Linked DNA regions of Homo sapiens: region 1 is linked to region 2. A link is an interaction called in ENCODE POLR2A ChIA-PET data of the cell type or tissue named here. Cell type or tissue: K562. All regions are shown on one strand. Each heading gives the region's core, and the rest is flanking DNA. Links, peaks and the distances in the headings are about the cores only. Region 1 has its middle 74 kb from the start of LSM3. Region 2 overlaps CCDC174 (coiled-coil domain containing 174).

Region 1 (4,387 bases), core at 240-4,239, 420 kb after region 2:
CTCCAACACACATCCCAACACACACATTCCAACACACACCCCAATGCACACACACCCAACACACACACATCCCAACAAAAACATACTCCAACACATACATGCCCCAATACATACACACCCCAACACACACACACACAGCAACACGCGCATACTTCAACACGCACATACTCCAACACACACACCCCAATACACACACACATCAATACACACATACTCCAACACACACATACTCCAACACACACACCTTAATACACATATGCCCCAACACACACACCCCAACACAAACATCCCAAAACACACATTCTGACACACACATACTCCAACATAGCCCAATACCCACACACCCCAACACACACACAATCCCCCCACGGACACCAACACCCACATACTCCAACACACACATACTTCAACACACATACCCCAACACACGCCTTAAAACACATACCCCCAACACACACACAACCCAACACACACAGTTCAATACACACACAGACCAATGCACTCATACACAGACACACACACACACACACACACACAGTCTCACACATCCCCAGCTTCAAGGCACAGCTTAAAGCTAAGCCTGGGGAGAAATAAGAACCGTAGGTGCAGTTACGTGGTCTAAACTCTGGGATCCAGGCGTCTTGTCCTTAAAGTGGAAGTGATACTGCTCCCCACCTCCCAGAGATATTAGGGACACAAGACATTAGGCACATTCCAACACACACCCCAATACACACACACACAACACACACACACCCCAACAAACACATACTCCAACACATATACGCCCCAATACATACACACCCCAACACACACACACAAGATATTAGGGACACAAGACATTAGGCACAGGCTCTCAGAATGTAAGGACTGGCCATTGCAGGCCCTGCTGAGGGAGGACAGGCCCGAGGAACACAGGGTGTTGTGGGGAACACAGGCAAGGAAATTACACTCGTGGGACCTGGGAGGGTTGGGGCGGATATTGGTATAAATCTTTGCATCACTTATTTCAGTTTGCAAATCCCACAAGTACCAGTTCCTTCTGCAGCCTGGGAGGGCTGATTACACTAACTCCACCTACAGAGAAACCAAGGCTTACATTGTTGGGGGCCAGGAGAGCGATGAACGATTGCATATCAGTGCTTGTCCTTGGTTTTTGAAACACAAGGAAAATTGTGATTTCTTTCAGAGGACTGGCAGGTTTGGAGCTCACAGGAGCCATGGATCACTAAGTGGGAAGAGGTACAGCCAGGCGAGGAACCTGAGGCACAGAGATGGCAAGTGGGTGGCCCCAGGTCACACAGCAACTTAGTGGTGGGGCCAGAATCTGCTCAAAAATAAGATTTTAATTCTACACCCAAGATCGGCTGTTGATACAACATGGAATAAAAGTGATGTGGGAGAAGTGAAAAGTATCTCTGCTTTCTCCCCAGTTCCTCAAAGACAAGTCTCCCTGTTGACTAAAACACCCATGCAGCTCCCATTAGAACAGAGACCCTGTCAGCCTCCTGTCTTGCTGGAAGGCTATTGAAGATGCAGATGGGAACCACATGCAAGACATCCTCCAGCCACACTCACAGCATTCCAGCCAGAGGGAATGGAAGAGAACTCAGACCTCCTTAGTGTCACCCTTGGGACACAGGCAAAGACATTCCCAAAGATCTAAGGCCTCAGACCAGGCCATCTGAGAACAAAAAGATGGAAAGTCCCAGATCTCAGGGCTGGGCCGTCAGGCAGAAAACAGCCCACAGTCGGTAAGCACACTGTAGACTCCAGAAAGCCCAGTCATCCCGGACACAAAACTGAGGCATGCCTAGCATGCGCTTAGGGCTGCCTTCAGACAAAACTCTCTTGGCAGTGGATGAGAGAAGTCCTAGCAGAAGCTGGACCTCGTGCCATCCCTCAAATTTCAAACTGGGCCGCTTATGTGGTGATTGGTAGTTAATCCACTCAGCTGGGACCCTGGGCCTTCTGGCTGTCTGGAAGGCAGGCAGAGGAGGATTTGGGTTCTGGCTACTCAGCCAAAGTCCAGTGACCACTGGAAAATTGTGCAACAGACATACCACGCCTGCCCAGGTCTTTCCAGCATACCGGCCCCAAGGCCTTCCCACAGCCTTGCTTGACTCACCCTGCACCTCTTGGCTGAGTGAGCCCCACCTTCTAATGCCTCCAGTTCTACTGTGCGACCAATCTTCCCATTTAGGGCCCACCCTACTTCGCCCAGCACAGAAGATGCCTCCACTGTTTTCCAACCTGGACATCTTGCTCCCACCCTACCCCCTCTGTTGCCCCCACCAGTTTCTCCCCAGTCCCACAACCAGGACCTAGCAGGGAGGCCCAGGGGCTGGGGCCATTGTCCCAAGCACATCTGAAGGGTATGAGCACCTTGTAACGCCCTTGAATGCTTCCTGGTAGAGATGATGAAGTAACTGCTCAACTCAGCTATCTGACCTTCACCCACTGGGGTCAGCTGTGGAAGATTAGAGGATGCAAGTGGGTGGCAGCGTCTTCCTACCCTCCAGACACTCCTAGTTCTTGAGGTGAGGCTGACACACAAGAAAGGAATGACCACCCAGCACCGGGGACACATTTCAGGCTGCACGAGAAAGAGGGCCTCCCTCAAGTCCGCACAAGGTAATCGGGTCTTCATTGGAAGCAAGTACAGCTCAGGGTCGTGGAGATTCAGGGACAGGCTTGGAACCCAGGTGGCCTTATAGGATATGGAAGTCAGGGCTGAAAACAAACTGAGTAAAATGCAAAACAGCTGCCTCGCTGGGGCCACACATGGCAATCGGCCTCTCTCTGTCTCTTTCCCTAGCTCTCTCTGTGTCTACCTCTCTCAGTCTCTTCCTTCGTCTGTCACTCTTGGGCTCTCTGCCCTCCTCTTCGTCTCTCTCTTAGCCTTCCTTTATCTCTCTCTTTCCCCTTTTCCTCCTCTCTTCTTTCTTCTCTCTTTCTGCTTCACCTTCTTGCCACCGACTGGCTTCCTCTGCTTTCATTCTGCTTCTGCTCCCCATGACTGTACCTGGCCAGTGTCCAGTGCCCAGGTCTGTGAATTCCTGTCCTGGCCCCTCTGGCCACAGCACACTGCCCCCAAAGGAGCCCACAGAAGTGAGGCTGCAGAGTAGCTGCACTCTACCCCAGAACCCTAAAGGCAAGAGAATTAGAAGAAGCTCAGAGAGGATCTAGTCCAGCTAAAAAACAATTAAGATGTAATTTATATACAGTAAACTGCATACATCTTAAATGTGCAGGTTGATGGCTTCTACATGTCTACATGCACATAATGCCACTCACATCAAGACCTGCCACATCTCCAGCTCCTCTGAAAGTTCTTCTCCCTATCCAGTCAATTCCTACCTTCCCAGAGGCAGCAACTGGTCTGAATCTTTTCACCATGTTTTTTTTTTTGTTTTGTTTTGTTTTTTGAGATGGAGTCTCGCTCTGTTGCCCAGGCTGGAGTGGAGTGGCCCAATCTCGGCTCACTGCAAGCTCCGCCTCCCGGGTTCACGCCATTCTCCTGCCTCAGCCTCCCGAGTAGCTGGGACTACAGGCACCCGCCACCATACCTGGCTCATTTTTTGTATTTTTAGTAGAGATGGGGTTTCACCATGTTAGCCAGGATGGTCTCGATCTCCTGACCTCGTGATCCGCCCACCTCGGCCTCCCAAAGTACTGGGATTACAGGCGTGAGCCACTGCGCCCGGCCTGTTTTCACCATGTTCTAAAACTCCTTTTGCAACATTCTGACAGTAAGAGAAATCTGACATAATTGACTCCATCTTGCTTCTAACCTCCAAGCTGTCCTTGGTCAATTATGGTGTGGACCAAGCTAACCTTGGGAGGAATTTATAGTTTGACCTATAGCAAGGATGATGATAACCTATCCCAAAATTAAATTGCCTTTGTAAAACTAATGAAAGACCACAAGGTTAGGGCTGTGAGGGGGGCCTGAATTCTGCTAAGATGTATGTGTAGTTAAATGTAACCAGCCATTGTCCCAGAGGTCACAAGATTTGGAACGTCCCCTCTTACTCCTGTAGATAACATCACTATTGCAGAGCCTAAGATTGACCTTTTGGGATGTCTTTTCAGACTCTTGCATTTCTCATAACTGGCTGACTCCACCCAGACCTGTGATTCATCCAGTTCTGTGGCCCCCACCCAGAGGCAGACTCAGCACCTGAAGACCGTCTTCCATACTCTTGTGATTTCATCCCCAACCAATCAACATTCCCCATTCCTTAGACCCCTCCACACCAAACTATCCTTGAAAAACCCTAACCTCTGAGCCTTTGGGGAGACTGATTTGAGTAATAACTCTGTCTCCCGCATGACTGATCTCCTGTCAATGAAATGTCTTTACTGCAATACCATTATCTCAGTA
Region 2 (4,387 bases), core at 90-4,089:
CCCGGAGATCTGACTGCCTCTTCGACCAGTATCCAAAGGAAAATTCTGGTAAAAATAAGAAAGAAAGTTATTAGAACTGATTAACGAATCAGTTGAATTTATTGTTACTATTATCTAATTGTATCATATATTTCTTAAAAGCCACCACAAATTATCCAAAGAATAAGAATGGCAACAGCAAAACTATATTACAAGGTATAAGTAATACCTACAACGAGTATAAAAGACCAGGCTAAGAAAAGGGAGTGACTATCTCTAGATGGGGAAATACAGAAAAAGAGAAATACAGACAAATTATCTGCTTGACATGACATTGTAGGTATTTCATACCAAAATACAAATTTTGTCCGTTATTGAGTTTTGGAAGACACAAAAGGGAACTGTCCAACCTTGTCTGGTATTTCATCTCTATTTCTAACAGTGGCTCTTGCATTTCTCTTACTTTAGCTTTGGATCTTATCAGCTCAGACAGCATGGGCTAATGTTCTACTGAAATGATCTTTTTCAAAGAGGCATAAACCATAGTCTTCCAGAGAGGCTGCTGTGGACACTCTGGAGAATTTACAGAAAAAATGTCCAGGGAAATTCCCCAATGGAACCATGTGTGAATCCAGGTTAGTACACTGGCATGTAGACCATTTTCAACTGAACATAAAAGAGGCTGCTAAAAACAGAGCATATGAGAACACCAAACTTTCATAATACTTTAAAGGCAGGTCCTGAGAAATGGCATTCCAAAGCTGTAAAACCACACAAGGCAGCACGAAGTTAAAACTTACCCCAAGTGCTTCTAGAAAAAAAACCATTTTCCATTCACTGGAGAGTTCTTACACCTCAGAGCCCACCTCCCTTACCTTTTCCGCGGTCCCACTCCCGGATGTGTGGCACTCCAGGCTTGGTGTCCTTCCTCTCCTGGACAATGACTTCTACTTTGCTACTCTGGGCAGCAGGACGTGGGGTTGGCACAGCCTCTGGCTCCGGTGGCAAAGGCCCAATAACATCTCCATCTATTTTTTGTAAAAGAATAAGACACTGTTATAAAAAAGCCTAAAGCTATTTTTAAAAATACAGAACATGCTAATCCTGAAAGTAAAAGTAACCATCAGTATTTATGAAGTACCTAACATGTCCCAGGCAGTGGATTAAGTCTTTTGTATACAACAGGTCATTTAATTCTTGTAACAATCCTAATAAATTCAATACTTCCATATTATCCCCATTTTATAGAGGGGGAAAATTAAGCTCAGAAATGGTACACAGGTAGAAAGTGATACGGGCTGGAGTCCTGGGCTGGGCTGGATGGATTTTAGTCTCTGTGCCCCTCACTATGCCACTCTGCTTCTCCAAACTGGCAATTGCAGGACCAGAAATCCCCAAATCACTCAACTAACATCACAATCTCAGGCGAAGCAAGCAGAGCCAAGGGGATGAACAGCTGGGGTCTGGTGTAGGCTGTTCAATTTTGGTCACATTTTTAAAATGTAAAAGAAAAATGGATTTTTAAAAAACACTGTGGTGGCGCTTCACATTTTCTGGACATGACAGATGTTCAGGAGATGGAGCAAAATTTGAGAAACAATCTGCACAGCTTAACATGTTATAGAGCGAGCATTTATCTGAAACTAAACAGATGGTTTTCAAATTCCTAAATGTTTCTGGTCTGTTTTGTTCAGACATTAGGAAATGGCCCATGGCTTCACATAAGCTTTGTGAGAGCTGGAGAGCTATACGTCCCTTCATACCCACACTCCTCCTTTTCCTTTGGGTAACAGAATGCCCCCCGGTTGCAGCTGAGCATGTGGCCACCTTGCTGGAGAGGCCATTTCCCAGCTTCTCCTACAGTGAGGTGTGGCCCACAGGACTGAGCTCTGGCCAGCAGGATGTAAATGCATAGGCTGTATGTAACTTCCCACTCACATCTCTAAAAAGGAAGGTGGCTCCCCTTCCCAGTCTCCCTGCCTACCCCTAGGCTGGATCATGAACAGGTGAGCAGGGGAGCAAGCTTTGACTATGCAGAAGAGAAAAATACTCTAGGAAATGGCAGAAACAGCAAGCCTGGAGGAAGCCTGGGACTAGATGACCATCTAGGGCAGAGCTACTCACATGCCCTGGATACCCACTCACCCACCTACCTCCAAGTTGTTAAGTAGAGAAACAGATCTCTATTTTGTTTGAGCCATTCTATGTAGGAGTCTCTAGATTGATGGCAATTTAGCCTGTACTACCACAACTCATGCAATAAGCTAGTCTGACATAGCATTTAACAGTGTTTCCAAGGGGAACCGTGCTCCAAGTTCCACATCACCAACTTCTGGAGCACAGTTCTTTGGTAAGCTTTGGCAAGCTGTCGATATTCATATTTCTAAATTCTTTTACTATGTAACTTTATGAATATAAATTTCTTTAAATATATATATAAAATAACCAATAGCAAAAAATTTAAGTCTAAAACATATATATGCAAAGCTAAACTTTATCTTAAAATATCTCTTTACTAAGTCTCAATTACAAGACTATGCCATTCTAAGATGCAACACAATGTATTGTTGCTTCATATCCTCATCTATAGCCTAAAAATATTGAATGTCATTCTGCATCACTTTGGTTATAAAAATTGCTCCTGCCAGTACCTCAAAGGTATACTGTTTGCTTAAATATAAAACTAAATGGCTAATTTTCACATTGCCAGCCCTATTAGCAAGACATCAATGGAAATAAAATTTTCCCTTTTGAAGTTCAGCAACATAGCCATGATATACCTCTATTTTCTTCTTCTGTTCCACCTTCTTTTGATTTTTTCATCTTTTTTTGTCGAAGTTTGGCAAGTCTTGCCTCTAAGATAGCCTTTCGCTTTTCCTTTATGTTTTCTCGTTTTGTTCTCTGATCTGTTGTCTGAACAGAAAATCAGAAAATTATTTGCTTGAAGCCAAATTTGCAATATTCCTGTCCAAAAAGATGAAATTTTCTTCTAAAAATAGACTAGTTAATTGATCTTCAGGCCACCTCTAAGAAGCTGTCCTTGAGATCCTCACAATGAAGCCCTATGAAGTACTCTCCTATGAACCCTCTGATGTCTTACAAAGTTTCATAAGAGTTCACAGAGCATCTTGCAAGCCTTAACACTCAAGAAAACCAACCCATTCCGTCCTACACCTTAATCCTTTAAGTAACTTTCTATTTTCCCATCCAAGCCACCCCAAAAGTACCACATTTGGGACCAGATTTAAAACATCAAAGTTACACAGGTTACTTGTGAGCAGTTATAAAATTTGAAACACAAAAATAGTATGGCAACTACCTTTATGCAATTCTGAATATCAATTTTAATTTCTAACTAATTTACTAGATTTTTCTGCAGTATGGTCCAGCAAGAAACCAAGCGCTCACATCTTTCCTCACAGTCACTTGGGATTTATCTGTACCTGTTCACGCAGCATCTCTAAGGTTTTCATCTGCTTGTTTCTCAACTCTTTGTCTCGGGCAAAGGCAAAATACCCAACACCAAGTTGCCGGGCCTCTGAAAGAAGTATGAATTACCCAAAAGATCAGACTGTCCTGATCATTCAACTACACTCAAGCCACATTTCCTACCAAAGCAAAAAGAAACACAGTGATATTTGGCACAAGTTTTAAAAAGAAAAAGAAAACAGCTAAGCGAAGAAACAAAAAACCAAAGAAACACAAAAGTTAGACCAAGTTTTCGTCCTGTTTGCCAAGGGAAGCATAACAAGGGTTCGTTTGCTTTCAGCCATGGGCTGTCTCCACTTCTCTCAGGGAACAATCCCTTGGATTACCAGACCCTCTGTCAGGAAGATATTCCCAAATGTGAGTATTTTAAGGCTATGAAGTGAACAAAGGAGATATTTTCTATTTCCAAAGCAGGATCTTTAATTTCCATGTAAAAGCTATTGCTTTATGAATACTTCCCTTTATGTTTGCCATCAGTTTAAGGTTAAAAATAAGATTTGCAAAGCTGCAAGAAAATAGTCATACCATTTTCCCGAATGTCTTCATAATGTACGGGCCCCATGGGCCTCTTCAGGGCCTCTCTTTCTTCTTCCTCCCATTGCTGGCGCTGAAGTTCTTTTCTCATATCTTCAGATAATAGGGTTTTTTCATTAGCAGGACTAATAAAACTAGCAGGAAAACAGAGCAAAAACTATCTTCAGATAAGGATTGAGATATCAGTGTTTAAGTACAGTCAGTTGCATCATGCATAAGTAACACTATTTGATAAAGAAAACAGGGAACTACAGAGGCTTCTGACCCACAAGACTGCTGGAAAATCAATAAAACAGCCTTCGCCTTTTTTTTTTTTGGAGACTAGTCTTGCTCTGTCGCCCAGGCTGGAGTGCAGTGGCACGATCTCGGCTCACTGCAACCTCGG

What was found. ChIA-PET counts read pairs that join two places held together with the same protein. Peaks named below come from ENCODE experiments on the same cell type or tissue, not always from the same donor. Only the 100,000 strongest peaks of a DNase experiment are listed, where the experiment ranks them.
Region 1: POLR2A ChIA-PET joins it to region 2 with 6 read pairs; 2 of 35 experiments call an interaction of 5 or more read pairs at or near these places.

Annotation. Positions count from the first base shown.
Region 1 is chr3:14,251,040-14,255,426 of GRCh38, reverse strand. No RefSeq gene overlaps it. Among named protein-coding and RNA genes, the nearest start is that of LSM3, 74 kb to the right of the region's middle. RefSeq lists an enhancer at 1,959-3,158. In K562, for the core only: no CTCF peak of the experiment used is centred there; a DNase peak (open chromatin) is centred at 2,468.
Region 2 is chr3:14,666,554-14,670,940 of GRCh38, reverse strand. CCDC174 (coiled-coil domain containing 174) reads right to left here. Exons shown (of 11, transcript NM_016474.5): 7 at 3,994-4,136; 8 at 3,423-3,517; 9 at 2,760-2,892; 10 at 855-1,007; 11 at 1-45. Among named protein-coding and RNA genes, the nearest start is that of C3orf20, 6.4 kb to the left of the region's middle. In K562, for the core only: no CTCF peak of the experiment used is centred there; no DNase peak of the experiment used is centred there.